6 separate regions of the Mus musculus genome follow, and regions 1, 3, 4, 5 and 6 are each linked to region 2. Evidence: chromatin loops called from intact Hi-C (ENCODE). Cell type or tissue: left cerebral cortex. All regions are shown on one strand. Region 1 overlaps Gm31648 (a long non-coding RNA gene). Region 2 holds the start of Gm13003 (predicted gene 13003). Region 3 holds the start of Wnt4 (wingless-type MMTV integration site family, member 4). Region 4 has its middle 31 kb from the start of Wnt4. Region 5 overlaps Wnt4 (wingless-type MMTV integration site family, member 4). Region 6 has its middle 20 kb from the start of Gm13001.

Evidence for each region. Hi-C counts contacts between places; a loop is a spot of excess contacts. Peaks named below come from ENCODE experiments on the same cell type or tissue, not always from the same donor. Only the 100,000 strongest peaks of a DNase experiment are listed, where the experiment ranks them.
Region 1: it touches region 2 in a loop (2.2-fold over the local background); 8 of 42 quality-filtered maps call a loop at or near these places.
Region 3: it touches region 2 in a loop (2.5-fold over the local background); 18 of 42 quality-filtered maps call a loop at or near these places.
Region 4: a loop joins it to region 2, with 5 times the contacts of the local background. A loop is called at or near these places in 13 of 42 quality-filtered maps.
Region 5: a loop joins it to region 2, with 8 times the contacts of the local background. A loop is called at or near these places in 18 of 42 quality-filtered maps.
Region 6: it touches region 2 in a loop (2.0-fold over the local background); 4 of 42 quality-filtered maps call a loop at or near these places.

Annotation. Positions count from the first base shown.
Region 1 is chr4:137,083,022-137,088,021 of GRCm38, reverse strand. The region is part of intron 2 of Gm31648 (a long non-coding RNA gene); the gene reads right to left. Among named protein-coding and RNA genes, the nearest start is that of Gm31648, 8.9 kb to the right of the region's middle. In left cerebral cortex, a CTCF peak has its summit at 2,302; DNase peaks (open chromatin) are centred at 2,293 and 2,721.
Region 2 is chr4:137,162,440-137,167,439 of GRCm38, reverse strand. It overlaps Gm13003 (predicted gene 13003), which reads left to right and starts at 2,374. Exons shown (of 4, transcript NR_040443.1): 1 at 2,374-4,266. In left cerebral cortex, a CTCF peak has its summit at 2,798; a DNase peak (open chromatin) is centred at 2,793; H3K4me3 peaks cover 597 bases; H3K27ac peaks cover 326 bases.
Region 3 is chr4:137,275,278-137,280,277 of GRCm38, reverse strand. Wnt4 (wingless-type MMTV integration site family, member 4) reads right to left here and starts at 2,643. Exons shown (of 5, transcript NM_009523.2): 1 at 2,522-2,643. The coding sequence starts at 2,598. In left cerebral cortex, a CTCF peak has its summit at 3,107; DNase peaks (open chromatin) are centred at 1,652, 2,086, 3,079, 3,649 and 1 more place; H3K4me3 peaks cover 2,364 bases; H3K27ac peaks cover 1,752 bases.
Region 4 is chr4:137,306,066-137,311,065 of GRCm38, reverse strand. No RefSeq gene overlaps it. Among named protein-coding and RNA genes, the nearest start is that of Wnt4, 31 kb to the right of the region's middle. In left cerebral cortex, a CTCF peak has its summit at 2,430 (motif pointing right); a DNase peak (open chromatin) is centred at 2,464.
Region 5 is chr4:137,285,083-137,290,082 of GRCm38, reverse strand. It overlaps Wnt4 (wingless-type MMTV integration site family, member 4), which reads right to left. Exons shown (of 5, transcript NM_009523.2): 2 at 734-969. Among named protein-coding and RNA genes, the nearest start is that of Wnt4, 9.9 kb to the right of the region's middle. In left cerebral cortex, a CTCF peak has its summit at 2,047 (motif pointing right); DNase peaks (open chromatin) are centred at 193, 2,162 and 2,566; H3K27ac peaks cover 31 bases.
Region 6 is chr4:137,096,078-137,101,077 of GRCm38, reverse strand. No RefSeq gene overlaps it. Among named protein-coding and RNA genes, the nearest start is that of Gm13001, 20 kb to the left of the region's middle. In left cerebral cortex, no CTCF peak of the experiment used is centred here; a DNase peak (open chromatin) is centred at 2,462.

The sequences.
Region 1 (5,000 bases), 79 kb after region 2:
CTGAGACAGTGATGGATACTGGATCCATCTGTAAAGAACAGAGCAGGGTGGGCGGAACGGAGAGGGGTGGAAGGCAGCAAGAGATGCAAGGCAGGACATCAAGAAAGGCCACCAGGGAAGGCCTTTTGAATGACAGAGTTGGGGGAAAATGACACACAGAGGGGGGAGTTGTATGGACAGGTAGAGTGTGTGATCCACTCCTGAAGTATAGTGAACACTCCAGCCCTGAGGCCAGGGTGAGCCTCACACAAGTTTGCAGGACAAGGAACAGGAAGGATGACTCTGGGTCTGGGAAAGAGTGAGCAGAAGAGTAATAGGCCCGGAGCAGGCAGGAGAGAGACAGGATTGCCGGGACGGCTATGACATCACCTGAGAAGCTCTTGAGACCTTAAGCAGAGAGGCCATAAAATCTGACATCCACATTTGAAAGATCACTAGATGGGGGATAGCAGCTAACAGGCAGTCAAGGGATGGGGCAGGCTGGCTGCGCCACAGGGACTAAGCCACTGGGAGCAGAGTAGGTTCAGGGGTGGCAGGGGTCAGTGCCTGTGATCAAAGCACTGCCTACCAGATCCACTGGTGGACGGATGCTGGTAGGAAGTGGAGAGGGAAGGCAGGACAAGTCCATGGTTGGAAACTGGGTGACCTGGGTATTGTGTACCTACAGGACTAAGACAGGAGGAGGAGCGGAGTCAAAAGTACCTTGGAAGAGGTGGCAAGACACCTCTAAGAGGAACTAGAAAATCTCAGGCAGAAAGCAGAGCTGGATGGAGGCAGAGGGGTCAGCAGTGTGCAGGAGACTCGAACCTACAAACTCACAGTGCAGGAACTCACAAGGAGAGTACACAGAGTCTCAGCAGGGCTCAGGAGGAGTATAGACAGAGCCTAGACAATGGTTAATACTGTCAACTAGACAGGGTCTAAAATCAGATAGGGAACAACCTTGGAGATGTCTGTGAGGGAATTTCTAGATCAGGTTAACTGAGATGGGGAAACACACGCTAATGTGGTGGCACCATCCCGTGGGCTGAGGTTCTGATGAAATAAAAAGGAAAAAGGAAGCTGAGAATCAATATCCACTGCTTACTGACTGGATATGCGATGTGAGCAGCCGCCTCCCACTCCTGCCGCCATGCCTTCGCCGCCATGATGGACCGTGCTCTCAAACCCTTCCTCCTTTCTGATGCTTCTGTCAGGTGTTTGGTCACAGCAGTCACACAGGTAATTGAAACAGACAGGTTCCATGTGCTCCAGCTTTATTAAGCTTTTGAAAGGGAGGTAGAGGCAGACGTGGCCACAGCCAGGGAGGGAGGCAAAGAGGCACCTGTGATGTCCTGAGACCAGGGCTTCAGGCAGGAGGGAACGGGTCTGGATTCAAAGTTGCCAAAAAGGAGAGAGGGGTGGGAAAGCCTCATGCCCTTGGACCGTGGAGTCACTCCCTAGAGGCGTGGTCTCCAGACACCAAGCTCCCGGGTTCAGTTTCATGAGGGACCCCATTCCCTATTGTGCACACTGAAGCCACTGGCCAGTTGCTGGCACGAGCTGTCCCAGCCAGGCAAGGTGGCCATGCATGGGGAACTTCCTGGGGCTCTGTCGCAATATCTCAGTCTCCCCCTCATGCTTCATGGGACGGCTCGAGCCAGGGTTTCACACTGCCCTGTCTGAGATCATCAGTCACTAAGAGGGTTCCATAATCAGAGGTAACCTTTGTCCCCAGCACACGGGGTCACTTGTTACCAACTATGATCAGAAACAGACCCGAGACAGTCTCTAGCTACCTTCTCTTCCTTGTCCTCCGGGCTCCATCTCCTGTCTAGCAGATTCCCCTGGCTGAGCATCTCTCTTGCTCAGGGATCTCTGGTCTTATCATTCCCGGTTCCTCCTGGTCTGGTTGGCCCTCCTTCCTCTCTTCTGTTGAGGAGCAGTGGGAGGATTCACTCTATAGCGAGAGACGGTGACAGTGATGATGACAACTGCAGTTGGCTGTCACTGCGATGATGCTGATGATGGTAATGACTATGACTCTGCTGTCCCCTGCCTCTTTCACCCCAAAACTGAATCAATGCAACTTTTCATCTCCCTTACCCATCAGCTACCCTGACCTCAGCAGAGTGACATCTACAGTGTTGCTTATTAAGCACTTGCTGTATGCACAGTCTGAGCTAGGCGACTTCTATTCTGACTCCCGGAGGTAAATGCTTCTTGTGCATGTGCAGCTTGCGAAGGCTGAATTACTAAGAATGACTCGTGGACCAGAATCTGCAGACCCTGTGGAAGAAACTCAGGCTCCAGGAATGCTGGCTGACGACAGCGCCACCTGTGTCACCAGAGATGCATAGCTGGGGCTACTTGGTATGTTAGATGTGAGGCAGGCTGAGACACACTCCTTCAAACTGTACCTGTGGGAGTCACTTGAGGGTCCCCAGCCTGTGGCACCTGGTTTCGCTGCTAGAGAGTGGAGAGGGACATAGGCGTATAAGGTACTGTGTCTGCGTGTCCCCTGGGGAATGTGGCAGCCTTTGCATTTTTGTGGCATGAGGCGGAAATTTGAGATAATAAAGAAAGTGGTGGGAGGGGGGTGGGAAGAAAGACAGAAATAAGAAAGAAAAAGCAAGGAAACAATAAACTGTTAGTATCTCACAGGCGCCAGGCTGGGCGAGGAAACCGCTAATGAGCCCCAGCTTCTAATTCAAACCAGACAGATAAAAACCACGTGGTCGAGGTCCCAGAGAGCATGGAGCACCCCTCCCCCCTCCAAAGCCCAGGCTGGGTGCTCTGCCCAGAGAAGAGCAACCTCCGCTGCTGTCTGCGCAGCCACCAAGCAAGCCTGGATGCTGACACCAGCCCGATGCCTGCTTTAGAGCACTGTAAAGACGTGAACTCCAGCTCACTTCCTCGAAATGCATATTCATTTGTTTAGTCAACTTCACTTGTATTTTGACTATTGGGCCAGAAGTTCACTCTTCCAAGAACTCTGACTTCCTTATAAAAAAATCTCAGAAGCAGGAGCCTGGGCATATTATGACTGGGGCCAGGGGGGGGGGGCAGGGCTGGGTCCCAGCTTCATGATCACTAGATAGAGAATTAACCCCCAACACTCCCCAGATCATCTGTTGGGATGGCTTGCCTAGAAGTCTCATACACAATACACAACAGCTCTCTCTCTGTCTGTGTGTCTGTGTGTCTGTGTGTCTGTCTGTCTGTCTGTCTGTCTCTTCACCCCCATACCTGTGTATTCATCCATGGACATCAAGGTCAACTCTATTTCCTGGTTGTGGAGAATCACATAGCCATGAACATGGGGGAACAAGGCTTCAGAGAAAGAGAGACAGAGAGAGACAGAGACAGAGACAGAGACAGAGATTGCTGCATCAGAAACTGGCTCCATTTTAGTATTATGAAGCATCACAATGTCGTTCACCATCTGGGTACTCATCTGCATTTTTTTCTCCACATCCTTGCCACCATGGATAACAACCCCATCCCTCCAGGTACATTTAAAAGAGAGGAAGTCAGTGTGACCCTCTCCTGTTCCCCATACCTCTAACCACCGTAGCCAAGATACAGATCCAACCTAGCTGATGCCTGGATAAACAAAATGTAGTGTAGTTAGAGCCAGTGTGCTGGTTAATATTGCTATCAACGTGACAGAGTCTAGGATCACCTAGGAGATGCAGTTCTGAGCCTGGCTGCGAGGGAGTCACTAGATTAGGCTAACTGGGGTGGGAAGACCCATCCTAAATGTGGACAGCGTCATTCCATGGGCTGGGCTCCGAGATTGAGTATAAAAGTCAAAGTTAGCCGAGCTCTCACATCCATCTCTCTAACGTCAGATATAAGGTGGCCTGCTGCCCGGTGGACAGCACCCTCAAACCATGAGCCAAATCGAAGCCCTCATTCCCAAGTTGCTCTTCTCAGGTGTTCTGTCAGAGTGCTAAGCAAAGAAACAAATACAGACACAACGGAATGCTATTCGGCCATAAAAAAAAAAAAAAAAAAACTGGAGATCCTGCCGTTGGAGAAGGCATGGATGAGCCTGGCAGACAGTTATGAAGTGAAATAAGCCAGGCGCAGAAGAACAAAGACCAGCCCATGCTCGTTCCCGTGTGAAAGCTGAAGTCGTTCTCAGGGAAGCAGAGAATGGAGTGTGGTCATCCGGGCAGGAAGAGGGTGGGGCACGGGGATCGGGAGAAGGGCTGGTTAACAGGTTCGGAAACGGCTTGGAGAGTTGCTTCCTAGCAGAGCTAGGAGACCACGGCCCACCACCCACAGGAATTCTCACTAGCTAGAAGAAACGCTGAAAGATCCCAACACAAGTGATAGCGGATCGATCGGGATGGTGGGTACGCCAATTCCCTAGGTGCTCAGCCATAATCCTAGCTAGTGGTGACTGCCCAACCTAAATACTCACAGGTACATGTGCCGATCAAGAAATGGATAAGAACCTGAGAAAAGGGGGCTGGCGAGATGGCTCAGTGGTTAAGAGCACCGACTGCTCTTCCGAAGGTCCTGAGTTCAAATCCCAGCAACCACATGGTGGCTCACAACCATCCATAACGAAATCTGATGCCCTCTTCTGAAGTATCTGAGGACAGCTACAGTATACTTACATATAATAAATAAATAAATCTTAAAAAAAAAAGAACCTGAGAAAAGTATGTAAATACAAATTTAAAACATGAAGTGTGATGTAGGGACAGAGGGAAGCAGAAGTCTCGGGGTTGGGGGGGGCAGCTCCTTCCTCTGTGAGATGCGGCAGCCCCATGCTGAGCATCTGAGGAATGAAGAAGACACTAGCACTTGTCCTGCCTTCCAGCCTGATAGCTAAGCAGCTTCCTGTCTTATTGTAGGGGACAACGTGCTGCAGATCTCCTGCTGTCTCCACAGGATGAAATCATCACCCATCTCTCCAGCACAGTGGGCAAGATTCCTTGCATTTTTTGGTCTGTGTAATCCACACTCAGATGTAGGCCTAAGAGTGGTGTCTGGGACAGGAGAAT
Region 2 (5,000 bases):
GGCATTGTAGAGAGGACTGAAGAGCAAACCCATACATGGTCTGGTTTGTGTGTGTGTGTCTGTGTGTGTGTGTGTATTAAAAACCAAATGTGGCTACCTCAGTGCTCCTATGCTGAAGTGAAAGATGGAGACAGGAGAATCGCCTAGAAAATTTCACGACAGCTAACCTGCCTGCCTGCCTCCTGAAAGTGGTTCTCTGACCTCCACCATGTGCCCTGCCCCCCCAAACACACACACACACACACACACACACACACACACACACACACACACAAATGCACATGTGCTTGTGTAATATATCTCCCTCTGAACCCTCCACCTTAGCTTTTGAGGAGATCATGAACCTAGGACCCATCTATCTGGCCTAAGGGTGTGGGCAGCAAGCCCCAGGGATGCCCCTCTCTGCCCCCCAACACTGCAGTGATAGGTGCATGTCGCTGTGCCTGAGTCTTTATGTGGTGGTTAGGGGTCAAACTCAGGCCTTCATGCTTACAAAACAAGTACTTTACTCACCAAACCATCTCCACGACCCCAAGATCTTATTCTGATGTCACAGAGGAGGAAGGGAACATGTTCTCAGGGGCCATTGGCAGGTCCCACCCTTGGCAGTTTTCTGAGGCTGAGCTTCCCTCGCATGCATCATACAGTCTCAATCCCACCTTGCTGCCTCCATTTTACAGATGATGTAACCAAGGCAGGAGCAGCTCTCTGGGTATGTGGCGTGATGGCTGATGTTAACTGTCAAACCAACAGAACCTAGAATCATCTTCAAGGGAGTCTTGATGAGGGATTTTTAAGATCAGGTTGGCCTATGGGTATGCCAAGGAGGTTTTTATCTTAATTATGTATTGAATGTGGGAGACTGGTCCACTATAGGCGACACCATTCCCTGGGCTCGGATCCTGGATTGAATAAAAAGAAGAAAGCTAGCCAAGCACAACACTCATGCACCCATCACTCTGCCTCCAGTCACAGATTCAATATGACCAGCCCCCTCAAGCCTCAGATACTGTGGCTTCCCTGCCACCAGAGTCCATAGCCTGGAACCATGAGCTAAAATAAACCCTTCCTCCCTTAAGTTGCTTTGGTCTCTCTCTCTTTTTTTTTTTTTTTTTTTTTTTTTGGTTTTCGAGACAGGGTTTCTCTGTATAGCCCTGGCTGTCCTGGAACTCACTTTGTAGACCAGGCTGGCCTAGAACTCAGAAATTCGCCTTCTTCTTCCTCCCGAGTGCTGGGATTAAAGGCGTGCACCACCACGCCCATAGCTTTGGTCTCATTTTTATCACAGCATTAGGAACAGAAACCAAGTGAGCTGGAGAGCTCACCTTTCTCCCTAGCCTGATCAAGTCTGACATTGCAGGTGTTTCTGACTTTAAACCAGAAGGTTTGTTCAGTGGTTGAGACCAGACTGGGAGAGGGGACAGACGACCACAGCAGTGGCACCACCACTGATGGGGACAGTTTTGTGAACTGGTAGGTGCCTTGTAAAGCCCATTCTACACCACCTTCCCACACATGGCTTACTTACAATCGCACAGATAGTTAAGGAAACTGAGACACAGACAGCTGGAGAAAAGTGGTTCCCTTTGCCCCTGAGCATCTGGTGACATCATCCTTGCGTTGCTCTTTGCCCACCAGCCAGGAGCCCAACGAATGGCTGTGGTGGGTGATTCTCCAATGCCTCCATTTGGTGGTGTCTGGCTCCCATTTTTCCCCAGTGGGACCAGACTGAGAGCCAAAGGCCAGATCAGTCCTGACTCACTTAGGCACACAGAGGAACAATTCTGAGATGTGTGTGTGTGTGTGTGTGTGTGTGTGTGTGTGTGTGTGTGTGTGGGGCGTGTTGCACAGAACGCCCTACCTAGGGTCCCCTGAGTCCCAGCGAGCTTTTTTTTGCTAAAATGGGGGATGGGCAAGGGTTGGAGCAGCTACTTTAGCAGACCAGGGGATAGTAAGGAGAGCTGAGCAGGGGTCTGGGTAGAAAGAAGCCCTCCCCATTATCCTTGTCTCTTCACTCTTTCCACACTGCATGCCTACCTAGGCACCACCCAGACCTATACTCTAGGCACCCAGGTGAGCCCCATCTTCCCCAGGTCCTGGGCATCCCCCTAGGTATAACAGGAGCAGTGACAGGAGTCTCTGAGGACACTTGAGGTGATGCAGACGAGAGGCTGGGACACAGACCAAAGGGGAGTTGCTGTTATCGTTATTATTACTACATCGGGTAACTGGTTGGACCACATTTTTCTCTTTCTGCCCCTGGGCTCTGCAAGAAAGGCCTCACCTGGGCTGGAAATGGCTCAGGACATAAACCAGAACGGCTCCACCCCACCGCTGCGGCAGCAGCCCCGACCTGACACGTGGGTGCTCTGTAGAAGATCCGCCCCTGCTCTGTCCTCCTGTCTGTCACCAAGACCCCAGCTTGCTTTGTAAGGTCTCAACTCTTGGCTTTGTAGGGTTTGGGGGAGCCCAGTGGGGTGAAGGATGAGGGGGTGGGATGGTCCTTGGCAGCCCCTCCCTCCGGTGCCGAATCTGGCCTGTTCACCCGGCTAGCTTCTTCCTTCACCTCCTGCTTTCTCCATTTCCAAACCATTTCAGGGGACGGGAGTTTGATTCATCAGAGTCCACACCGCGGTGGCCGCTACCATCATCTGGGGGTAGGGAACTCACTTAGTGGGAACAGAATGCCCGAGGCTGCCAGAGAGAAGCAGCGGGGAAAGCGAAAGGTATCCACAAAACTGTGAGCAGGTGATTTGCCTGCAGGGCTGGGGAGACAAGTGTGCACAGCGCCACCTAGGCCCAGATGCAGGAAGCACAACTCCTGCAAGACTTGAGGGCTGTTCTGTTTCGGAGAACCTGATGGAGCAGGTGTGGGGCAGTGTGGGGCATGGGGATGGGCACAGTCTGGTGTCGCTGGTGGAAGTGACAGAAATCGGCTGTCAGGTTCCCACAGTGCCTTGCCACTCGGTCTCAGAAAGGCCAGCGCCTCCTGGAGGACATGTGTGCCAATTTGCCTGCTGCCTTGCACAGCAGCTGAGGTGAGGAGTGGCCCGGGCACAGCGCACCACACTTGAAGCTTCGGTGAAAGATTAAAGGATGCCCCTGGGATGGTGGTCAGAATCCTGACTGTAGATGGATTCTCCCCAGGGAAGCAAGAATAAGTTGAAACGCTTGATCCTGCTTCTCTGAATGCTTCTGGTTGGCTCCTGTTCATTCATGTCTTAGACCTGGCAGATCTTCAAAATGCTGCTCGAACAATGGCCAATGGGAAGCTAGCACAGCCGCAGCCGGGTGGAAAGGTGAAGGGAGCGGTCGCTGCCTTGGACCTGCGCAGACCAGGCAGGCACATCAAGAGTTGCTCCTTCTCGTCCTCCGTCCTCTCTCAGCTTCTGTAGCAGAGCCCGACTTGTTCCTTTCATGAGCTGGGCAGCTCTGGGTGACCCGTAGTTTGGCTATGTCCTCTTTCCTGACTTCAGGCTGCCTAGACCAGGTTCATTTTAGCCACGTGACTCCAACAGTTTGCTTTGCCTTGTATTTCTGCCCCAGTTTTCCCACCCACTGCTCCAGGTGTGAATACCGAGTCTTCTGCCTCTGGACATGATGGCCTTCCTGTCCTTGCAGTCCATAAATGAGACTCTGCTGCTGATCAGAGTGAAGGCAGCAATCCTATGCATAATCTTCTGAGGCAACTGTCCAGCTGGGTCCCATTCTCTCTACATAAAGTCACATCCCAGGAAGCTACTCCCATTGGTGTTTCTAACCCCTGGACATGAATGGTGACTAATCCCACCCTCTATTAACGCCAAGGTGACACTAAGCCCCTCTTGTCCATTATTGCCCTGTAGCTTCCTCATGGAGGCCTTGGGAAGCCCCACGCTGCAGATGAGGAAAGCCACAAATCTGAGACTGGCCACTGAGTTCTGACTTACACAGTGAGAGTTCCCCGTAGGTCAGTCTGGCAGTGTTAGCTGCTTGCCTGCGAAAGCCCTCCCAGTGCATGCTTGGTTAAGGCTGGCAGAGCATTCCATCCACCACAGAGGCCAAGGGCTTCTTACATGGACTGGAACTTCCTGTATCAGGGGAGGCCCCATGGGGGCTGTATGGGGTTTCTCAGAAGGCAGGCGCTGGGACCCCATAGTTTCCACAGCTGAGTGGGCTCCAGTCCCTCAGGAATGGCAGAAGAGAAATGAAGAGGGCAGAGAGGATTGGCTGAGGACGACCCCTCACTGAAGACTGTTCTTTTAGCTCTGGGAAGAGTCAGCATTGGTGAGTTTGGGGCTCCAGGGAGAAGGGAGTGCACAAGGGCAGGGGTAATTAAACTGTGGTAGGAGAGGTGGGTAGAGCTGAAGGTTCTCAGCTAGAGGGGTGACTCTGACCCCAGCAGGTATTTCTGTTTATCACGAGGCTTGGGGATCATTCTCCCAGCACTAAATGTTGGACCAGTGTCCCCCCAAACATAGGAGCCCTGTACTTCCATGCTATCCCATCAAGGCATGGTAGATATGTTGTAGTGATGTGGACCAACACTCCCCACACTCGGCACAGAGACAGAAGGTCACAAGTTTAAGGGCCAGCCTGGACTACATAACAAGTTCTAGGCCAGCCTGGGCGTGCATAGCAAGATGTGATCTGAAAAAATTCAAATTACACAGTCAAATCCTGTCTCATACCTATTGCTAAAACTACTGTCTAGAAAAGACGCCATAAACACTGGCAAGAAGTGTGAATTCTGATGTGCTGCCGAGGAGGCAGTAAAATGTGCAGCCACTGCAGAGTATGACCAAAGGCTACGTAATTAGTCTGTTATCTGGCAGTTCTCCATTCAAGGATACACTGACCCCCGACCCCACAAACAATTGAAAGTAGGATCTCGAAGAGATACTTGTATAGCTCTATTCAGCATTAATCACAGTAACCAAATGGTGGAAGCCACCAAAGCAGCCATAGGCAGGTGAATGGGTAAGCAAGGTATGGTATGTCCACTAAATGGAATACTACTC
Region 3 (5,000 bases), 110 kb before region 2:
AGGGATGGAACTCAGGTTGTCAGGCTTGGCAGCAAGCCATCTCAAATGGCCCTTGGCTCACCCTTGAAAAGACACGGTGCCACCAGCATGCCTGAACAAACAGCTGCCGACCCAAAGCTGTTGCTCCGGGAGGCTGACTTGGGTCAGATAGCCCTGCCATTTACTGGCTAAGTAGCTCTGGGTTACCTCTGTGGCCCTCAGTCTTCCCATCTATAAAATGGGTTCCAATGCAGTGAGAGCTCAGATAGTGCAGTGGGTGATGAACATTAAGTTATCATTCTCTAACCTCCAGGTTGAGGAGTTCCACTCGGCCGAGGAGCAGGCACACGGCCTTATCCATTCCAGCTGTGGCTTCTCAGACCCAAGCTGCTGGGAGCCTAGGCTGTGGCACCTGTTTCCCTAGGGGCTGGTCCAGTTTCAGGCTACAGATGGACATGTTTAGAAGTACAAGGTTTGTGTGTGTGCGCGTGCCTGGGGTCTCTTCCCGTTTGGAGCCTCTCTAGTTCCATAGGGTCCTGGGAAGCCCCTTCCTCCTGTCTCTGTGAGCTGGCTTAGAGCCCTGGTGGAACAGGAGTGAACTGAGTTGTCTAGAGGCAGGTTGCATGGCAACAGGAACCATCCCAGTTGCAGAGAACAGGTTTGCCAACCTCCCCAAGCCCAGGCCCCCCCCCCTTACCCACCCCCCACGGTGCAGGCACAAGGCTCAAGAACCGAGCTCTGGAATTCCCCTTGCTTTGCAAGACCTGAAGCTGGGGCTGCCTCCCTAGCTGGGACTGGGGCGTGGTGGACATGGCTGGAGGCGGGTGGCAATTCTACCTGGGTGTACTGGGTCAACTTCAGGACAGCCTCAGGCATGAAGTAGATTATCCTTGTCTGGAAACAGAAGCATCTGAGTTCCGTCTTCAGTTTGGTAAGTAGCTCCCTTCCCTGGGCCTTAGTTTTCCTCATCTATAAAGGGAGCTAAAGAGCCAGGAGCGTCGGAGGGCCTTTCTGTGGCAGCTGTCTCCGTGTTTGCTGCAGGCCTGGCTCACACACTTCTCACTGTTTCCTTGGCTTTTTTTTTTTTTTTTTTTTTTTTGTACTGCTTGGTGCTGGGCAGGTCAGCTGAACTTCTAGTTTCCCCTGATGCTCAGACCTCTAAACCTATCTATTTAAGAGGCAACTCCAGAGACCCCAGACTCCTTCAAGTGCAAAGTGCTTTCTCAGGTCTGCAACCCAGGTCTCACTGGGGGAGGGAGCATTCTGCAAGAAGTGGGGGGCGGGAGGGGAGGGGACGGTGGCTGTGCCCTGGTTTCTGTCCACTCTGCCACTGCCCCTGAAGTGTTAATCAAATTAAGAATCCAGGAAAAACAATGCAGCCACTTTGGGCCTCAGAGGAATTGCGAGCTCTCGGAACAGCTGGGAGAATTCCACATCACCTCAGTCTCCCAAGCTCTGGGTGGCTCTGACCCCAACGAACACACTCCTTTCCAGTCTCCAGGGCCCTGGCTGGCCACAATGACCTCATAGCAACAGCCATTGGACACTCAGGGCAATTTCATGGGAGATATTTGTTCTTTGGTCTTGATGCAGAGAGAATTTTTCCTTTCCCACTGTCTCCATGGAAACCCCAGCTACACTGTTGGCTATCCCCCCTTCCCACCTCATGCTTTTCAGATCAATACAGGAGCTTGGCTCCCCACTGGCTGCCCACAGTGGAAGGCTGCAGAGCTCTGGGCAGGAGAAGTTGGGGCCAGGGTTAAGCCTGGGCCATAGGAAGTGCCACTGAGGAGGGATGAAGGAGTCTAAAAGCTGGTTCCTTGTTCTCTTAGTCACTAGCTCTTTAGCTCGCCTTCCCAGGGATCCTCCCGAGCGCAGACCCAGTCAGGGAGAGACACACAGGTCACCAGTGGTTACCACCCCCTTCCTTCTTAGGCAAGACCCTTAGAGGTGGATGGGGGTTGTCGCCTTCTTTATTAAAGGTTGGGAGAAGTTTCTTCCTGCCTCAGGGAACAGCGAGGAGCAGCCAGAGCCAGCCTGCGGGCTCTCAGAGGCTCGGCGCCCCGGTCCTGGACTTCTATGTTTGGCTCCCGCCCCCCAAGCAGAAACAGGTCTCTGCACGCCTCCAGCTCAGCCCGCAGCGCGGCGCGGCGCAGCGCAGCGCGAGGAGCTCGCGCCCAGACTCCTCGCGGTTAACCTGCTATTATGCTCGGGACGCTTTCCCTCGGAGACCTGTCAGCCCGCCGGTTTGCGCCTCGCTCCGTTCCCGGGCCACCGCCCCGCGCTCGCACCCCCGCGCGCCCTCGAGCACCCAAAGGAGCCTCCCGGTGCAGACGCACTGCCAGCCCTGCTACCCCGAGCCGGACTGGGGCAGCAGGGGTCCCGGGACCTCCAGAGGGAAGACCGGACAGTGGTGGTGGCCGGCAGGAGGAACCGGCGGGAGCGCGATCCTCGGGTCCCACGGCTGAGACACCTGCCGGGAGCCCCCTGCGCCTGTGGCCCCGGGACCCGCCCCGCCCGCCCGGTCCCCGGCCCGACTTACAGCCAATTGCTCGCGGCGGCCGAGAACACGGCGAAGACGAGGAGTCGCAGGGACCGCAGGCACGAACGGGGGCTCATGGTGCCGTGCGCGCCCAGCCCGGGGCAGCGGCCGCAAGGCTCCCGTCGGGGCGGCAGGTGGGCGCCGCGCGGACGGGCTGGGGCGCCGGGCCGGGGCGCGCGGCGGGGCTCAGCCTCCGAGCAGCCGGCCGCGCCGCCCGCTGCTGCGCCCGCTGCCCGGCGGACCCGACTGTCAGCGCCGCCCCAGAGCCGGGATGCGGCGGTGGCGGCGGAGGCGGGCGGGCGGCCGGCGGGGCGGGCCGGGGGCGGGCCGAGGATGGGGTTACCTGGGCGGGTCCAGCGGCGTGGGACAACCCCCCCCCCACGGGGGCGGTCCTGAGCCCGCGGGACTGGGCTTCTCCTGGGGGGCCTCCCCGGCCCGGCGCCCGGACGCGCTCGGAGCCTCAGCCCCGCTGCTGCAGGCACGCTTGGCCGCACGCCGCCCAGTTGGGCCGAGCTAGAGGCGCGGCGACCCAGCTGCTGGGTCCCCGCCCGGGGCCTTAGGGACGAGCGGGCACAGCTCCCCCAGCCCGCCGCTGCGGGCACTGCAGCGCCGCCCTGGCCGCGCCCCGCGGCCCCCCGCCGGCGCCTGGGAGCCGGGATCCCCGGCCGACCCCGGCGGAGCCACCGGAGCGAGAGCGGCTGCTACTCGCGCGCACCCAGTCGCTCGCGCTCAGGGCGCACCAGGCTGGGGTGCCGCCCGGCTGTCCCCACCGGACCCCTCCCCGCCCTCAGGCCCCCGCGTTCTGTGGTCCGGCCCCTCCCTAGCACTCACCTCCCTCCAGCCTTCCCGGAGCTGGACAGGGGCCTCTCTACTTCGGGCAGCTTGGGACAGTGGCCTGAGACTCCGGGAATCCGAAACCTCGCTTCTGGATCGCCCTGAGTTCTGGCGCGCTCCAGGCAGCGAGGTTTTGAGCGAACCCCTTGCCTTTCTGTGTAGACCTTCTGCTTAGGAACTGGAAGGCTGTGGAGGCTTCCTTTTAGCACAGGAACCAATCTTTGCTGTCTGCTTGGGTTTCTGTTCGATTCTTTTATTACTTCTCCCACGTCAGGCAGATTCAACCCTTAGCTTGGTGTCTGGCACAGAGTGGGTGGGTGACACGTTTGTGGAGTGAATGAATGGAGTGGAGATATTGCTTAAAAACCCATGCCTGGCTGGTGCTGAAGCTCAATTCCGTGTTAATAGTTACTTGCCATGGCTGGGCCACACCCTCTCCAGGTCACTGATAGAGCCCAGACTCTGGCCCTGCCTGAGGCTACATCCCACTGAGCTAGAGGAACTCTGTCTAAACAGGACACGAAAGCCCAGAGACCCTACTCAATCTCACTAAAAGCAAGGGGGAGAGAAAATGACCTGGCCTCTGCCCTTCCAGAACCAACTGTTTTCTCTATGTGAGTTTGGCTGCCCACCCCCACCATGGCCACGTTTGACTCCAGTTGTCTGGGTTAACCCAGGAGAGACTTGATAAGCGTTTGGCATGGAGGCTGAGCAGAAGGTGGTAGGGATCCGTGGAGCCCCGGCAAAAGTGCAGATGTGAGTTCATGTACCACATGTCTAAATATTTGCAGGTGATAAATCAAGCTAACAAAACGAGGAATAAAATATGTCCTAGCCAGCTCTCAAAAAAACACGCTTTCATAATAACATGCAGAACTGCTCTGAGTGTGAGCTTCTCACACTGCCTGGGTCCCGCATATGCATGGTGCAGCAATGAAGTGCACAGAGAGTGACCCTGGTGCCTGGTCCTGACTCTCACCTTTTCCCACTTCTGCCTTTCTTGCCCTTTACAGATTATTTTGTGCACACATGCACACATCTCAGCTTGTATAGACAAACTTGGTCTCCCGTTCCCTCTCCACCCAAGCCCTCCACCCATTTGAAAGCTGTGCAGTCTTGGCCAGTCCTCTGCCTTAGGGCCATACACACCAGTGTGCAGCCACTCCAGTCTGATCAGCTTGGATCTGCAAGAGAGATGCACCTATCCTAGAAGTTAGCAAGAGTCACCTGGGCAAGGAAGTGTAGGGGCCTGGATCTCCAGAGTGAGACCCAGGGAGGGGACACAGGCTCCAGATGACCACATCTCTTTGGCCCCATGATCTTCTCTCTCTCTGTGTTTAGAGTCAGTGAGCTAGAGAAAGGCCAGACTGTGGGGTGTTCAGGGCAGGGCCACTCTTAGGTTTAAGCGTGGTACAGAATTACTAAGCTATTTTGAGCCACCATGTAGATCCAGTATAGTGAAGATAATAAATAATTTAAACAACAGTAGGCTATTAGTTTAGGGTGCCTATTATAGCCCCTTTCCAAATCGAGACATTTATGTTATATGGGCTTCTCTTACTGATGTTCTACAACTAATCTTGAAAAATATTGATGTTTATTTATTTCAGTTTTATTTTAAAATTATATACCTCTATATGGATAT
Region 4 (5,000 bases), 140 kb before region 2:
CGTTCTCAGTTCCTGCCTCTTTCTGTCTCCACTTACTTCTGAAGGTGTGGGGAATATGCCTGAAGCTTTGGACTTACCCTGGAGCCCTGAGGTGGCCTTTGTGGAGCACTGAAGACTGTCCTGGTCTGGTGGAAGGGGATTTGGGGCTCGATTCTGAACGCTTCTGCAAGGATGCCCTCTCCTATTGACCGAGGGCATAGAGGTACTGGAGTTAGATCCAGCCTCCCACCTGCAGCAGAGTGGACAGTACCTGGTAATCCTTGCCCCCTACCTCACCCCGCCTGCCTTCCATGGGAACAGTGTAACTGGCAGCCGCCGAGTTTGCACTTAGTGCTTCTGCTGCTCAGGACTGTGCCTTGGCTGACAGCTTGAGCCCTGGTTGGGCTTTCTGCTACACAAGTTTTCTTTCTTTTTTCTTCTTTCTTTTTTTTCCCCCTGGTGTTCCCTTCCACTTCTCCCACTGCCCTGACAACACCACTGGAGGAAGCTCTGGGAGTTTAAGAGACCCAGGTTCTGTTTGGGGTATTTGCTTTGTGTGGTAGAACCCCATTACAGAAGCAAAAGCTAGCATGAAGTGACTCCTGTAGATCATGGTTCTTCAGTTTTGCTCTGCACTACTGCCTACTTACCCTGGGCAAATTGAGCAGTGTGCCCTGTGAGGCGCTGCCAGGAGATCTAAATACCATTGGTTCCGGTTGACACTACCTTCTTAATCCCTCCCGCCCCTCCCCCACACACATACCCAATTTTAATAGCTTGGGCTGTCCTGGAACTTACTATGTAGAGAAGGCTGGCCTTGAAATCACATAGATCCAGTTGTCTCTGTCTTCAGATCCTGGGATTACAGGTGAATATTACTCCCAACAACCTGAGCTGTCTCTGCTGGCTGTGGATAGATAACTTCAGAGGCTGCTACTTCCACTCCCAAGGAGTCATGTGCTGCCATGCTTGATTTATGCTGTGCTGGGAATCCAAGCCTGGTGCACACTAGGCAAGCAAATGCACTGTTAGCTAAGCTGTATCCCTAGTCCTTGCGTGCATGTGTTAGAGAAGGTTTTATATACAGGGTTCTCTTCAGTCCCTCAGTTTCTGAGAGGACAGCTTGAGTTTGACTAACGCTCACTGAGGGGCAGGACTAACCTGGGTCATACATCCTTGGATTTGGTTACAGCACAGCAGGCTCTCCCGAAGCAGGTTTTTGTTGAAGGTTCAGGCCTAAAGTCCTTGGAAGACTGAAGGTGAGGGGAGAGCTGTGCTCCCGATGTCTTGCTCTGGCCTGGCTTAAAGCCTTCTAGGATTGTCCCCACTGACACAGGGTGCTTCTGTCAGAGTGGGCAGAGCATATCTTCAGGAGAGGGAAAGATCAGGGGAGATGAACAGTAATCTGATCGTGTTTAGGTTTCACAGTAACTCTTAAGATCATGTAAAGCCAGGATCGCAAGATCATCCTCAGCCTGCCCCATTGGCTCTGGAGACTCTACAGCCTGTCTAAAAGTCCCAAGGCTGCTCTGGAGCGCTCAGGTGTTCCAGAGCTCCGTACATTAGTGAAGAAGCCCCTGAGCTATGCCTTTGGAAGTCCTTGCCCCTTCTTAGCCAGGAGGCTGTCTCTGTCACCATAAGTTCTCTCGGTGTGGAGATGATACCGCATGTAGTGTTTTGTGCCTGGCTTCTTGCACTTAGCGTGTTTTCAAGGGCTTTGTGTAGCCTCTTCATCTCCCCACTCACAAATTCAAGGCAAGCCCTGCTACTGAGCCCCAACCCCTGTCCCATTATTTATGTGTTTTGTGACTGTTGTGTTTTGCTTATTGATCCACGAGCCAGTGACACTCTGTCTGTTTCCATACTTTGGCTGTTATCCCTCCAGTGAACCCAAGTACACATTTTTCATATGGCCCTTTAACTTAACGGGGAGCTTGAGAGTGGGCCAATGTGTGCACATGTGTTTGGGGCTAGAGGAGGCTGGTGCCCTCTGCTTGACTGGTAACTGCCAGAGGGAACATCACCGTGTAGACCTGGAGGAAAACTGAAGCTGCTCTGAATCGGGAGCCTCAGTCTCTTCAGTAGCAATGGGGTTGCATGAGGGAGGTTTTGGCAGTGTGTTTTCTGTTGTCTAATACAGCCTAGAATGGCTTCCCAAAGATCAGATATCAGATACATATATTACCATTCATAGCTAGTAAATTTATAAAGTAGCTACAAAATAGTTTTATGGTGGTGGTGGTGGGGTTGGCTCACCACAACAGGAGGAACTCTGTTAAAAGGTTGCAGCGGTAGGATGGGTGAGATCCACTGCCCTGACTACAAAGGGCATCTGCCTGTTTTGCAGTGTTGGAAAGTAATGAAGATCAGAAATCACTCAGTACCCATGTTTGAATGACACCATGGCCCAAAGAAAATGGCTTTGAACTAGCTCTGTAATGATGGAGAACATCCACTAGGTGGCAGAAAAACAATAAGAAAAGGCTGGCAAAGGTTGTTGCCCAGGACTTAACAAGCACAGACTCCACAACCGAAAGAGCTCGCTGTCCACGGTCTTGTCACCTTTAACCTGTAGCCTTACTTCTAACTTTTGAGAAGCCCCACTCTGCCCCCAACCCAAGGGTCCTGTTTCCAGTTCTCAAACAGATTGCTTGCCCATCCCCTAGGCCCCAGTGAGCTCCGTTCTCGGGACTGTGTCCTTTCAGGTAACCTTCTGCAAGGGTCATCTTTTTCTAATTGAGTCATGATAAGTTTTTGATATTGACTGCCTTTGGGGAGCTTGTCGTCTGAAATAGCCTCTGTTGTAGACAGACTTAGGAATACTGGAATGTAGTTGGGGCCTTAGGAAGAATTGGTATATTTCAGGGCTGGTTGGATGTGCAAGTAGAACTCATGAGAGCTTGCATCAGGACCCTCAGATCAGAAAGCCTCCATGTTCTCTTGTGGTTCAAAGACAGTTGTGGAAGTAAGGAAAATGCTTAGCATTTTCTTGGCCACTTAGGATTTTCTAAACTTTGGTTTCTCTTAGTGGCCTTCTGTTCCCAAGGAGGGCAGATGTTTAATAGAGTGGAGGCTCCCTGGTTTGCAGAGGCCTATAGATAGAGGATAAGGAAAATAGCGGCAGGGCTAGATTGCTCCGTTTGTAGCTGGAGTCACATGGAGACACCCGTGGTCCCCTGAGGAGCAGCTGGATTAGAAGGACGCTATCCTACACTGCTGGGGCTCTGCTGTCAGGTGCGAGTGTCTGGGGATTGACAGAAGTAGACAGCTCTTGGCCCTTTTTGTGCCGTAGCAGGTCTGTTCCTGCTTGCTGTGGGCTGACACTGTGTGGTGTGTCTGTTGTCTTAGCAGGTGTTTGAGCCCTTCCTTGGCCCCCTTTTTGTGTGTGGCTGTATTAGAAGAATCATTCCCGGGTTTTTTGTGCAGGTTGAGCTAATGTGCAACTGAACATGTTGAGATCAGATGTTTGACAAGAAGAAAAAGGGGGAGGAGGGGACATCAGGAATGCAAAAGAAAACAGCAGGGGAAAGGCACATGTGGGCCGTGATGTCATCTGTTTGTAAAGCTGTCACGAGGCGCTGTCATGTTCATCTTTGCAAGGGCCGGTACAGCCGGTGGGACAGGTGTTTATTTTGCAAATAAGAAAACCGGCTTAGAGTTGAGCGTTACAAGACTTCGCAGGCTGAACCTGGGCTTGTAGGTTCTGCCCCATGCTCCCTCTGCTTATACGTGTGAATGATGCCTCTTTCCAGCCACTGAGGAAAGGTCAGGCCCAACCCTCCACGTCACAAAGTGTCCCAGATTCATCCTTTGCCTCTCTCATGGCCCCGTGCTCCCTTCACGAAGTCACTCGCCCTCGTGACAGGCCGTTGCCATTACTTGGTCATACTGAGGTAGAAGTGACTTGGGAGACAAAGCTGGCAGCTGTGGCTTTGGCTTCTGGGTTTGCCTCCCTCGTAATGATTTTCTCCTTAAAGGGAAGCCTTCCGTCCCACGGGGTTGAGACACTGGAAGCTAGGGAGGAGGGAGCATAGGGGAGGTTCAAAAACAGCATGAACCCAGGCAGTAGTGGCACATGCCTGTAATCTCAGCACTTGGGAGGCAGAGGCAGGTGGATTTCTGAGTTCGAGGCCAGCCTGGTCTACAGAGTGAGTTCCAGGACAATACAGAGAAACCCTGTCTCAAAAAAAAACAACAACACAAAAAAGCCTTTTAACCTCTTGGAGGTTTTGTTTCTTCATGCCTAAACGTTAGGCCCTGTGTTATAGGGCCGTTGAGAACTCGAGACATGTGTACAGGGAATGGTTGTCAGGCCATAGTTGTGGTGTGAGTGATCACCGCCTAGTTAGCCACCCTCTCTTGTGTGTTGCTAAGGGCTGGCCCTTGGTCGTCTCATGCTCTGCTGAGCTGGGAACAGGAGTCCAGCCCAGGCCTGGCTCTTGGGAAGCTAACCCCACGGGCCGTAGAATCCCATGAACGTGTACTTTCCCAGGAGAAGGGGGAGGATCTCTTTAAACTTGCAGGCTGCTGAGCCCTGGGACAAAGGGGAGACAAGCCCCAGGGCTGAGACAGTCATGTCTTTATTATCTCAGATGTCTCAGGCCTGTCCCCCCGCCTGGAGATATATGGCTGGGAAGGCTAGCTCCACGGCCTCGGCGTGATTCCAGGTCCTAGGAATGTCTGGCTGTTTTATAGCAAACAGAATCACGCACAACAGCCCAGCATCCAGGCCTCGCCACCCTATCGAGCCCACTCTCCCCGACAGCTTGTAAAACAGTGGGACCTACAGCAGTGACACAGGCTCCATGGGGTCCCAGGAGCTTGGCACTAGTGCACCCATCTGAGGTGAGGGGCGCCAGGCCAGCAGTGAAAAGCTTCCCTGGACCCAGGGACCACCTTTAAGGCCAGACCCTGCCAGCTCGATCCTCACTTGTGAGCTATAGGCTGCCCCGACTCTGGTCTGTTTCTCCCTCTTTGACCTCGTGGGGAGCAGCTGCAGGGAGCCACTGAGAGGCCTTGTT
Region 5 (5,000 bases), 120 kb before region 2:
ATTTATTGGGAGTGACAGTGTCGTCCCTGCCGGGCGCACATTCAGATCCTGCCACTCTCTAGTCCTGTGACCCTAGGCAAATGACATAACAGCTTCGGGCCTCCAATTCCTCACTTGTTACGTAGAAGCCTGATGCCAAGGGACGATGAGTTAGTGTTGTGTTTCTTACAGTCCTTAAAATAGTGCCTGGCCCACAGTCAATGCTGCAGGTGTGTGGGCTGCTTCCATTGTGCTGCAGTGGACTGTCTGGTCCCAAATAGACTGTGTGTTCCAGAGGACAAGAGCTGGCCACACAAGGTGTTCTGCAGACCTGTCACATGCACAAATGTCACATGCACAGGACCCAAGGCTAGATGCAAAGGTGAGCAGAGTACCCCAGGTTGAAGCCTGACTCTGCTCATCCTTTGAGGAACCTGGGACTGTCTCTTCTCTGAGCCCCAGTTTCTCCCTCTGGAAAATCAAGACCACTCCATCTTATATTCCTGGACCAGCTGCATTCAAGAGTGCTTTGTGATCACAGACCATTGTCTGACCTCCTCCTGCCCTCTACCTAGTGTGCTTAATTGTGCTGCCTCTGCTCCTGAAACATCTTCCATGTGCCTGGCCCTAGAAATATCATTTTCCCAGACACCCAGGGCCGCATACAGACCCTAGATGCCCAGAGTTACACACAGACCCCAGACACCCAGAGTTACACACAGATAGCCCATGTCCCTAGACCAACCCTCCTCACCTTGTGTCACCACCTTCCCAAAGACAGGGAGGGAGTCCAGTGTGGAACAGTTCCAGCGCCGGTTCCGGAACTGGTATTGGCACTCCTCGATGGCCAGCTGGGCACCACGGCGCACTGAGTCCATCACCTCAAGGTTCCGTTTGCACATCTGCACCTGCCTCTGGATCAGGCCTTTGAGTTTCTCGCACGTCTCCTCTTCGGAGATGCTGCCCACCGATGACAGCTTGGCCAGGTACCTGGGGGGCAGTGGTTGGATGTGATACACAGCTGCCCTGATGCCTGCTTTTCTCCTCCCACACCCAGGGTTCAGGGTGCTGCCTCATCCCTGGTCTTGTGTATAAGACTCATAGCTGATGAGAGGCAGAACTTTTGTTTTATTTGACTTTATAACCCTTTGCTAGATTCTGTGTGACTTAGAGATTGACAGTTTGGGCAAAGCAGCTGGGAACTGGGTTCACTCCAACAAAGCCTGCTGGGTGAGGGGCAGGCTGGGCCTCTCTGCCCCTGGAGATCATCTGTGTGGTTATTGAGAACACAGGTGCCTGGGTTTCACCTCAGATATGGTCAGTATGCCCTGTGCTTTGGCTCTATCTTGAGATGCAGCAGAGAGGCCACTAGCCTAGAGAATAATCTTGAAAAGGTATCTGTGATGTTTTCTACCAATTTCTAGAAGGCTCAGGCTAGGACATCCCTATCCACACAGTGGTCTTGGTGCCCAGAGAAGAGTCCTCTCCCCAAGCTCCCCGGCTGTAAAGTTGAGCCTAGCTTTCCTTAGCCATACTGGAGTCATGGCTTTTATCCCCAACGGCTGTTGTGATGACTGAACTTGGCAAGGTGTGCTAATGCACCTAGCCTGGCTGGGTAACATCGTAGGAGCTGTCCCTGGCAGCACCAATGGGCCAAAGGAGATGGGTAGTCCCAGAGCCAGACAGATCATCCTACCATGGCATCAATTCCTGGTCTCCCAGGACCCCTTCCAGCCCCCACTGCCTCTCTGTCAGGTCTGGCTTTTTGCAGGGGTTCTGGGAATCAAATTCAGGTTCTTATACTTTGCAACGTGCACTTTGCAGACAGAGCCATGTCTCTAGGCTCTGGGGTATGCATTCCCAGGCTAGCAGCACTGGCCAATCTGTGTAGGAACCTAGTTTTTTAGAATGGGGAAAGGTATGTTAATGGTCGGGAGAAGGGACCATCTGGAAATGGCAACCCTGGCTTCAGCCCTGCCTGCGTGTTCCTTGCTTCCTTTGCCACTTGAAGGGGGTAGGGGGGTCTCCTGCAGAACCACAGCCACAAAGTCACTTGTGGCCTGCAGGGGGCGCCAAGAGCTCAGCTACTGGCGGTGGGCCAGGACACTGTTCAGTGGCCACTGTGTCCTTCCTTGAAGGGTCAAGAAGTTGAACCTACCATTGGATATTTTGCTGTCTCCACTCAGGCTAGGGCTCACAGAAAAGGGTAGGACTCCCAATCCCTCTGAGACACAGGGGCATATATCTTGCCTAACCATGTTTAGACCTCTTTTCCTCCTTGTAAGCTAAGCAGGTCAGATATGGCTGGATTGGGCCTCTGTCAGCCTCCATTGAAGGGGGCATTCAGGGGCTGAAGTCTCCAGACAGAAGGAGCAGGTGGGGAGGTCTGGCCAATCCATTAGTCCATTGTGACACGTGGCAAGTCCCCTTCTACTTGGAGCTGGCTCTAGGCACAGTGAGTTAGCTCATGAGTCTTTGCAGCCTTTCCTACTATCAGAGTTCAAATTCTCCTTCTACTGGCAGAAGAGGGAGGGCCTGTTGGTCCCATGCCACCAGAAGAGAGAGATGGACTCGAGGAACTGAGCATTCCTCCCTCAGGCTCTGAATGTAACAGGGAGATCGGCCGGAACGACGGTGGCAGAGACACTGCCCGCCTGCCACAGCCGTGAGTCAACAGGACGGCATCCAGGAAGATGACGAGAAACTGCTTGTCACAGCACCCGTGCCTACCTCTCAGGCCTGCCTTTACTGGACGCAGCAGCTGCCCCTCCCATGTATGGGAGGCCTGGCCATCTCTGCTCCTGCTCTCTGAGACCCTAGGGGTTTGCCTGGCGGGTGCCAGAGCTGGCATAGGCTGGAGAGGGTTGGCAGCCCAGCCCTCAGTGGCCGTAGCCTGTTCTCATGCCACTTGCTTATCCTGGAGCCTGGCGTGTACCTGACCTCATTTCACAGATGAACAAAGCAAACCAAGCGCCCCCCCCCCCAGGCAAAACAACTTGTAAGTCCCAAAGCTATCTAGCAGCAAACAGTTCTTGGCTCTCAACTCCCCCCCCCCCCCCGTCTCTCTCTGGCTGGGGACTTGCCCCTTCACTGGACTCTGTCAGGCTGCGTCCCTTCAGGCCCCACACAGGGCATGGCACACAGAAGTTATTCAGGAATATTTGCAGTTCGATTAGGGGCTGATGGTGCAGAGGTCCTGATGTTTTCCCACCCCTATGGCAGAAGAGCAGAGATAAGAGAGGAAGATGGGGGTGGCTGGTCTCTGTGGTCCCTCCCACTGTTCTACGGTGGATCAACCTTTCCCCCAGAGACACGTGTGCCATTCACTGACCCGGGAGCTGGGTCGGGCTCAAATATCCACTGCACAGCCGTTTCTGGGAGAGCCCGAGCCAGGGCCTGATGGGTGTCGGCTGCCCCTGGGCTGGCTGTCTGAGGCTGACCATCCTTGCTTTCAGGGCCTGCCACGCTGCTCCTGTTTAGGCTCCTTCCTGCTATTGCCGAATACAGGTTTAGCAATTTGTCACCTGCTGCCCTGGCCACCCAGGACTCTGGCCATAGCCAGGCCGTTGATCAGGTTACCCCACCAGCCCAGGCTGCCCCTGCTACAGCCGCTGGCCAGCTTGTGCCCAGTTTCTAGAATGGGGCCTGTGGGTCCTGCAAGCTCCTCCCAGGAGGCCCTCCCCTCTGTGCCTTGAGCCTGCTAGGAGGCCGGAGGGCCCTGGCCCTGCCAGGGAGATCAGATCCTCTCAGCCACCTGCTGTTTTCATTAGAAACTAAAATTAGCTGGGCTTGTCCCAAGCTTTTCCAGGTTTGCTTGCCTTTTTAAACAAAATATACAAAATTGGAGAGGCTAATCCACACCTCCGTGGCTCCGCCCCGGTGTTCCCCTGGACTCCAGAGGAGAGGGGCTGGGTGAGAGAGGCCATGGTGGGGAGCCAAGCGGGTCAGTGGCACTGATCCTGGCCCTACTGCGTCCAGGTGGGGGCTGGGACACCAGCCCAGGCCTCTCTGCCCCCTCCCTTTGGCCTCCCTGCCTGCCCAGGCCACATTTAGAGACTCCTCAGGAGTAATTGTGCCCTCCGTACCAGAGAGGAAGGAGGCCAAGTTGGCAGAAGGGGGCACCCAAAGGAAACTGCGTAAGCCAACGCAGCCTTCAGCTAGTGAATCAGGGAGATAGAAGCGAGGGGCCACAGACTCCATCTTGGGCAGCGTTCTTAGGAAGCAGGGAGGGATGTGTGGCTCCCAAGGACCCTTGCTACACAACCAACCATTCAAACTGTCCACTATTTCTTTAAGCAGTTTGAGTGGTTGCTGTACTGAACACCACAGTGGCCTATCCTGGAGACCTTTGTCCCTCCTCTGGGCAGGCAGTATGGTCTGGGGGCAAGCGACCTGGGTTAGTCTCCTATCTCTGTGTCACTCAAAACAAATTAATGAACATCTTGGAAACTTGGCCTCAATGTGCTCATCTGTAAAATGGGGAGAGCAGTTGTTCTTACTGTAGGAGGTAGTCTCTCTTCTACAACCCTCTTTACCCTCTTTGCTCTGCACCTTCTGTTGTCCCCTGCAGCTGAACCTTGCGGGACTCTGTCCCTGTCTTTGTTTGGACCTTCTCTGTCCTCACAGAGCCAGGTCCTGGTCTTGTTCTGGGAGTGGTGGGTCACTTTGGTATGATTTTTTGTTTGTTTGTTTGTTTGTTTTGTTTTTTCGAGACAGGGTTTCTCTGTGTAGCCCTGGCTGTCCTGGAACTCACTTTGTAGATCAGGCTGGCCTCGAACTCAGAAATCCGCCTGCCTCTGCCTCCCGAGTACTGGGATTAAAGGCATGCGCCACCATGCCTGGCAATGATTTAAACTGTAGATTTCAGATAGATCTTCCAGGTGCTTCAGAGAAGTAGTTCCCTAGTGCTTCTAGTCACGTGTTTGACCCTTCCAGGTCGGGGTGAAGGGCGTTGAGGAGAGACCAGCTCCTCAAGGAGACTAGGAGCTGGGGACTCGCATCTAGTTTAAGCTCAAGTGTGC
Region 6 (5,000 bases), 66 kb after region 2:
TATGGGCAGGGGTGGCTGCTTGTCTACATGGGGCCTATGGCTACCTCTCTGACCTTGGGTGTCTGACTCACTGGCCTTTGAGCTCTGGCCTCTCTGACTTGGCAGGCACTGCTGTGCTGGCCTGGGCCTCTCCTGGCCTGTGGCGTGTGCCCACATCCCCTGTTGCTGATGGTGGCCCAGCTATCACCTCCCTGTGGCTTCCTTGTCCTGATCTTGTCCGGTGCTATGGTCTCCACCCTGGGGACACTCAAGGTCTTACAGTTGCCAGAACCAACAGGGGTTCTGAGACACACCGCCCTAGACTCTCCCTTGGCGTCTACAAGAGCCGATAGTACAGGACAGATTGGCAGAGTCGAATGCTCTCAGATATCCTGGGCACATTGCTGGGTTTTCATGCTGCCTTTCTGCCCTGTAGTAGGCCCAGCAATGACCTCGCCCCACCCTTTCTCCTTCACCCGTCCTCAGGTGCCATTCTCTCAAGGGTGGGTCACCCCTTGTGTTCTGCCTGGCCTTCCCCCATCTAGGTTCATCTTGTAGAGTATTCTCTCTGCTCCGATCTCGTCAGGCCTGACCTGTGACTACAAAAAACACTTGAGACACTGTGGGCCTTTGTACCGGAGGCTTTCCATGGAGATCTCTGGCCAGGCCTGGTGCGGGAGTTCCGGCAAAGGGAAGCGAGTGCGGGCAGGGAGGGGAGGTTGCTTCTGCAGCTTCTGTTGGCTGCAGTTGGCTCCACCTCTGTCTCTGCTGTGCCTTCCAGGTTACTAGGTTACTCCGCACTGAGTCGGGTCTAGCTGGACTGACTAATGGCCGACTAGCCAGTGCGGAGTGCGGCGGTGCTTCAGGTGGCGTATTGGGAGAGCAGATCTCTTCCCAAGTGTTACAGCTCTTTGGACAGAAGGCTCAGATGACAGAGTAGTTCTCGAACATCTTTGATCCTTCCGGATAGGATTCTTATATACAGTTTGGGGGTGGGTAAGGGTCTGACAACAGGTACTTCTCATTGGTTTGGTCTGAGAACTTTGGGGAAACCTTATTTGCATGTGGAAGGGCTCGGTGGTACTCCTAGTGACTGATGGCCACAAACCTCTCTTCGAGGACTGTAGGAGGCCGTAGCTATGTGACAGGAGCCAGGGACCCAGGAGGCATGGCCGAACACCTGCTGTCCCATGCAGGTGGAAGTCACCACCCAGAGTGTCACTGGGGTTCCAGACCTTTGCTCGACTAGGGACCAGGCTGTCTGTACACAGCCCACTGCTCCACAAGACAGGAAACAAACCCAAAACCATGCTGTTCCTTCCATACAAGGCTGGCTTTGGAAACCATGTCAGTCAGCTCTCTGTCATTGTCACAGAAGACCTGAGAAAGTCCGCTTGACTGAGGAAAAGCATATTTCGGCTCCTGGTTTCTGAGGCCTCAGCCCAGGGTTGTCTGCATCCGGTTGCCTTGGGAGCTGTGATCAGCATGCAAGGCAGGGCAGGAGAATGGAGCTGAACAAAGTTTCTTGCGGCTGACAGTCAGAAAGCAGGAGGACAGACTGTCATTATAGACTGCCCCCAAACACATGAGCCATCAGTAAAAGGTCTGTCTACTGGAGTCAGTTCTCATGACCCACCCCCACCCCAAGTCTCTCCCTCTCAGGACACAAGCTACTTGTGGGTGTTTGAGATCTAACCTGTGATAGTCTCCCCATCCCTCCCCTCTTCCTTCTCCCTCTCCCAGGTTTCTGCTGTGTAGTCCTGGCTGGCTTGGAACTCACTATGTAGATCTCTGCCTGTGCCTGCTGGGTACTGCTTTCTCTTATTTCCCTGCATTTAAGGAAACCAGCCTAGACCCTCTGTTCTTTCCTTGCTCTCCCCATCCTTGGAAAATGAGTCTCCTTGACTTCTCTAGGAGAAAAGGCGCCAAGGACAGGAATCTCCTGGTGGCTTCCTCTAAAGATAACGTCCATCTACCGTGAGGAAAGCTAATCAAACCATCAAATCGTGAGCTAGTACCAGGGAGTCTTCCTCATGATTGAAAAGGGAGCCAGCCCTGATGCACAGGGTAGAAGGGATATTGGAAGTGTGGTAGCAGGGACAGAGGTGAACCGGACAGCAGCATGTGCATAGGTCTCCCTAGCAGTCTAGACAAGGCAGTTCTGGGGGTTTGAGAGCTGCTCAGGGCTGGGTGAGAATCACTGGATGGGCTTGTAAGGCTTTGGAAGTAATGGGAGTTCTGTGTCTTGCACAGCTAGTGACTGCACGCTCTTGTCCATGATTGGTTTGTACACTGGGAAGGGTGGATTTTGTTGTATGTGACTTCTACCTCTGAGGTTCGTGGCTGTCGCTCAGTGGAAGAATGCTTTGCCCAGCATGCTGAAGAGCAAGGGGTCCCTTCCCAGCACTAAAAACTGGTTAGGCCTTGGCAGGAATGGAGTGAGGTCGTCTCTGTAAAGTGCCAGGAACAACCCTGCTGCATGTTAAGCACAATGCAAGTAATTGTTCAACCGTGCCAGCTCAGCTAACGAATGGAACATGCATGGATGTCAATCTGGGACGGTTGTTGGTGTTTTGTTTTTTTTTTAAAGAAACTTTAAAATAAGCAGTTTTATATTTTAAAGCAAGGACCCCGCATTTTCTAAAAATATGATTTTCTGAATCCTCTCAGCTGCTTCTCAACTTCAAACCCAACTCCTCCTCCTCCTCCTCCTCCTCCTCCTCCTCCTCTTCCTCCTCCTCCTCCCCCTCCTCCTCCTCTAGCCCCTCTTGCCACCAACTCCTAACCCACAGCTGTCTGAGGGCTCTGTGTTCTGAGTCAATGTCCCTCACAGCCTTTCCCTCCTTCACCCAGATGACAGCTAAGTCCTTTCTTAACACTCCAATCCAGGTCCTTCTAGGTCATACATTTGTGGTCCTCCAACCCCAGCACAGTGTCTCCTTCACAGCAGAGTTTGCTGAGCCTCTCTGTAGGCTGTCGGCGAGTGTTTGTTGACTGAATGAGTGAAGGGTGGGAGGTGGTTTGGTGAGGCTGGAGTGGTTGAACAGAGAGCAAGGCAGAGATCTAGGGAAAGTCACACAAGCAAGGCTGAACTCCGGAGTACGGAGAGGATCTGGAGAGGCCAAGGCAACCTGAGAGGTCTGCTGGGGTCCTGCCCACCCAGGCAGGGGTGTGGAGTTGACAGATCATAGCATGTGCCCTCGAGGGACCAGGAAGAGACTGTCTGTTCCAAGCCACACTCAGGCGTCAGTAACAGTATTTACCAAGTGTCAATCACGGACTTGCGGTACAGGCTGTTCCAGCTAGATCCATCACCTTCCTTTTCACCCTTGCACAGTCATCCCTTCCCATAAAGATCGGTGTTGCATTGACAGTTTCTGTCTGCACCTAAACAGACAGGAAAAAACCAGCCCCACTGGGGGGTGAGGGGGGCGCGCTCAACAGCAGCTGAGTTAATCAGATTTCCAAGAACTCAGGCTGCCAAAACCCACAGGTCCGATTGGTTCCCATCTGGGAGGCACAAAACACCTTGAAAAAAAATCAAAAATGGCTCGAGCGGGGACGCAGCCACGCCAAGCATACCCACACCTCACCTGAGGACAGAGTGAATGGAGCTTGTCACCCCTGCCATGTGGCTTGTCACCCCTGCCGTGTGTGGCTCCTAGCCAGCCCATGCGTGTTCTGTTGTGTTGGCTGAACGGTCACTGTTGAACAGTCACTTACAGTGTGGCGGGGTCATTCCAGGTACTTTACAGAGGTGAACTCAGTTAATTCCCCATAGGGACCTCCAAGATGTCCATCCTCCTACCGTGGAGACCAAGGAGGGGAACTGGGAACTGACCTGAGACCACACCACAGGTGAATCAGGAAAGCCAGAAAGCAAGATTCAGGTAGTTGGCTCCAGAGTGCATGCTGCCGTTCCCGGGCAGTGTGGCCTTCGTCTTCTTGTCGAACATTTTCATTTACTTGTTGAATTCTTCTGAATACGAGGTATTATGTAAGGTACCAGTGATGCAGAGAGTAACTCTATTCCCAGTCCAAACCATGAGGACAAGGCAGGGCCTTGTCTGCCTCTGCACAGGGCACCATGTTACAGGGACGAGAGAGTCTGTTGAATGACTGAAAGTGGCGGCATTGGAAAAGGTTGTTGAGTGTGGAGCCTGAGAACTTGGATCTCCCCTGCCGGGAAGGAAGATGTTTTGACACGCTCATCTGTATTCAGGTATGCCGCCGGTCCCGAGGGGCTTATATTTAAAGAGCCGAGCCTAGATAAGACAATAATGTCCTCCAAAAGAATGATGTCTTCATGGTGGAATCTCAGGCACCCACCAAGGAGATAATTGGGTGGGTGGGTGGCCCCCTATCACACTGTCACTGCTGGGTCTCCTCCGAGGGCCTGGGAATGCAGAAAGCTGCCGGCTTTGCCTGTGCCAAAAGCTCTGCTTGGAACTGTGAGTCACAAGCTGATCGGAGGGGAGCCGGCACTGTGAAGCCAGGACTCGAGTCCACCCTGCAGACAGATAAGCCTATGGGGAACACACAGGGCTTGTGAAAGCCAGGTCTAGGCGTTCCGTGCCATTGGGGGAGGGGCACCAACAGCCTTGCTCTTGAGCCTGGGCTGAGATGGGGCTATTTCCTGAGCTGACAGGATCCAGAGAGGAACTGATGGAGGCTTGAAAGCTCCCAGCGCTACTTCAGGGGGATGAAGTTTACCCTCAAGGGGCAGCGATGTCTACCCTACACCGGGTTTCCCAACAAGCAGCTGAAACCCAGGCCACAGACTTTTTTTTTTAATTTATTTTTTTAATTAGGTATTTTCTTCATTTACATTTCAAATGCTATCCCAAAAGTCCCCCAGACCCTCCCCCCCCACTCCCCTACCCACCCACTCCTACTTCTTGGTCCTGGCGTTCCCCTGTACTGAGGCATATAAAGTTTGCAAGACCAAGGGGCCTCTCCTCCCAATGATGGCCAACTAGGCCATCTTCTGCTACATATGCAGCTAGAGACACGAGCTCTGG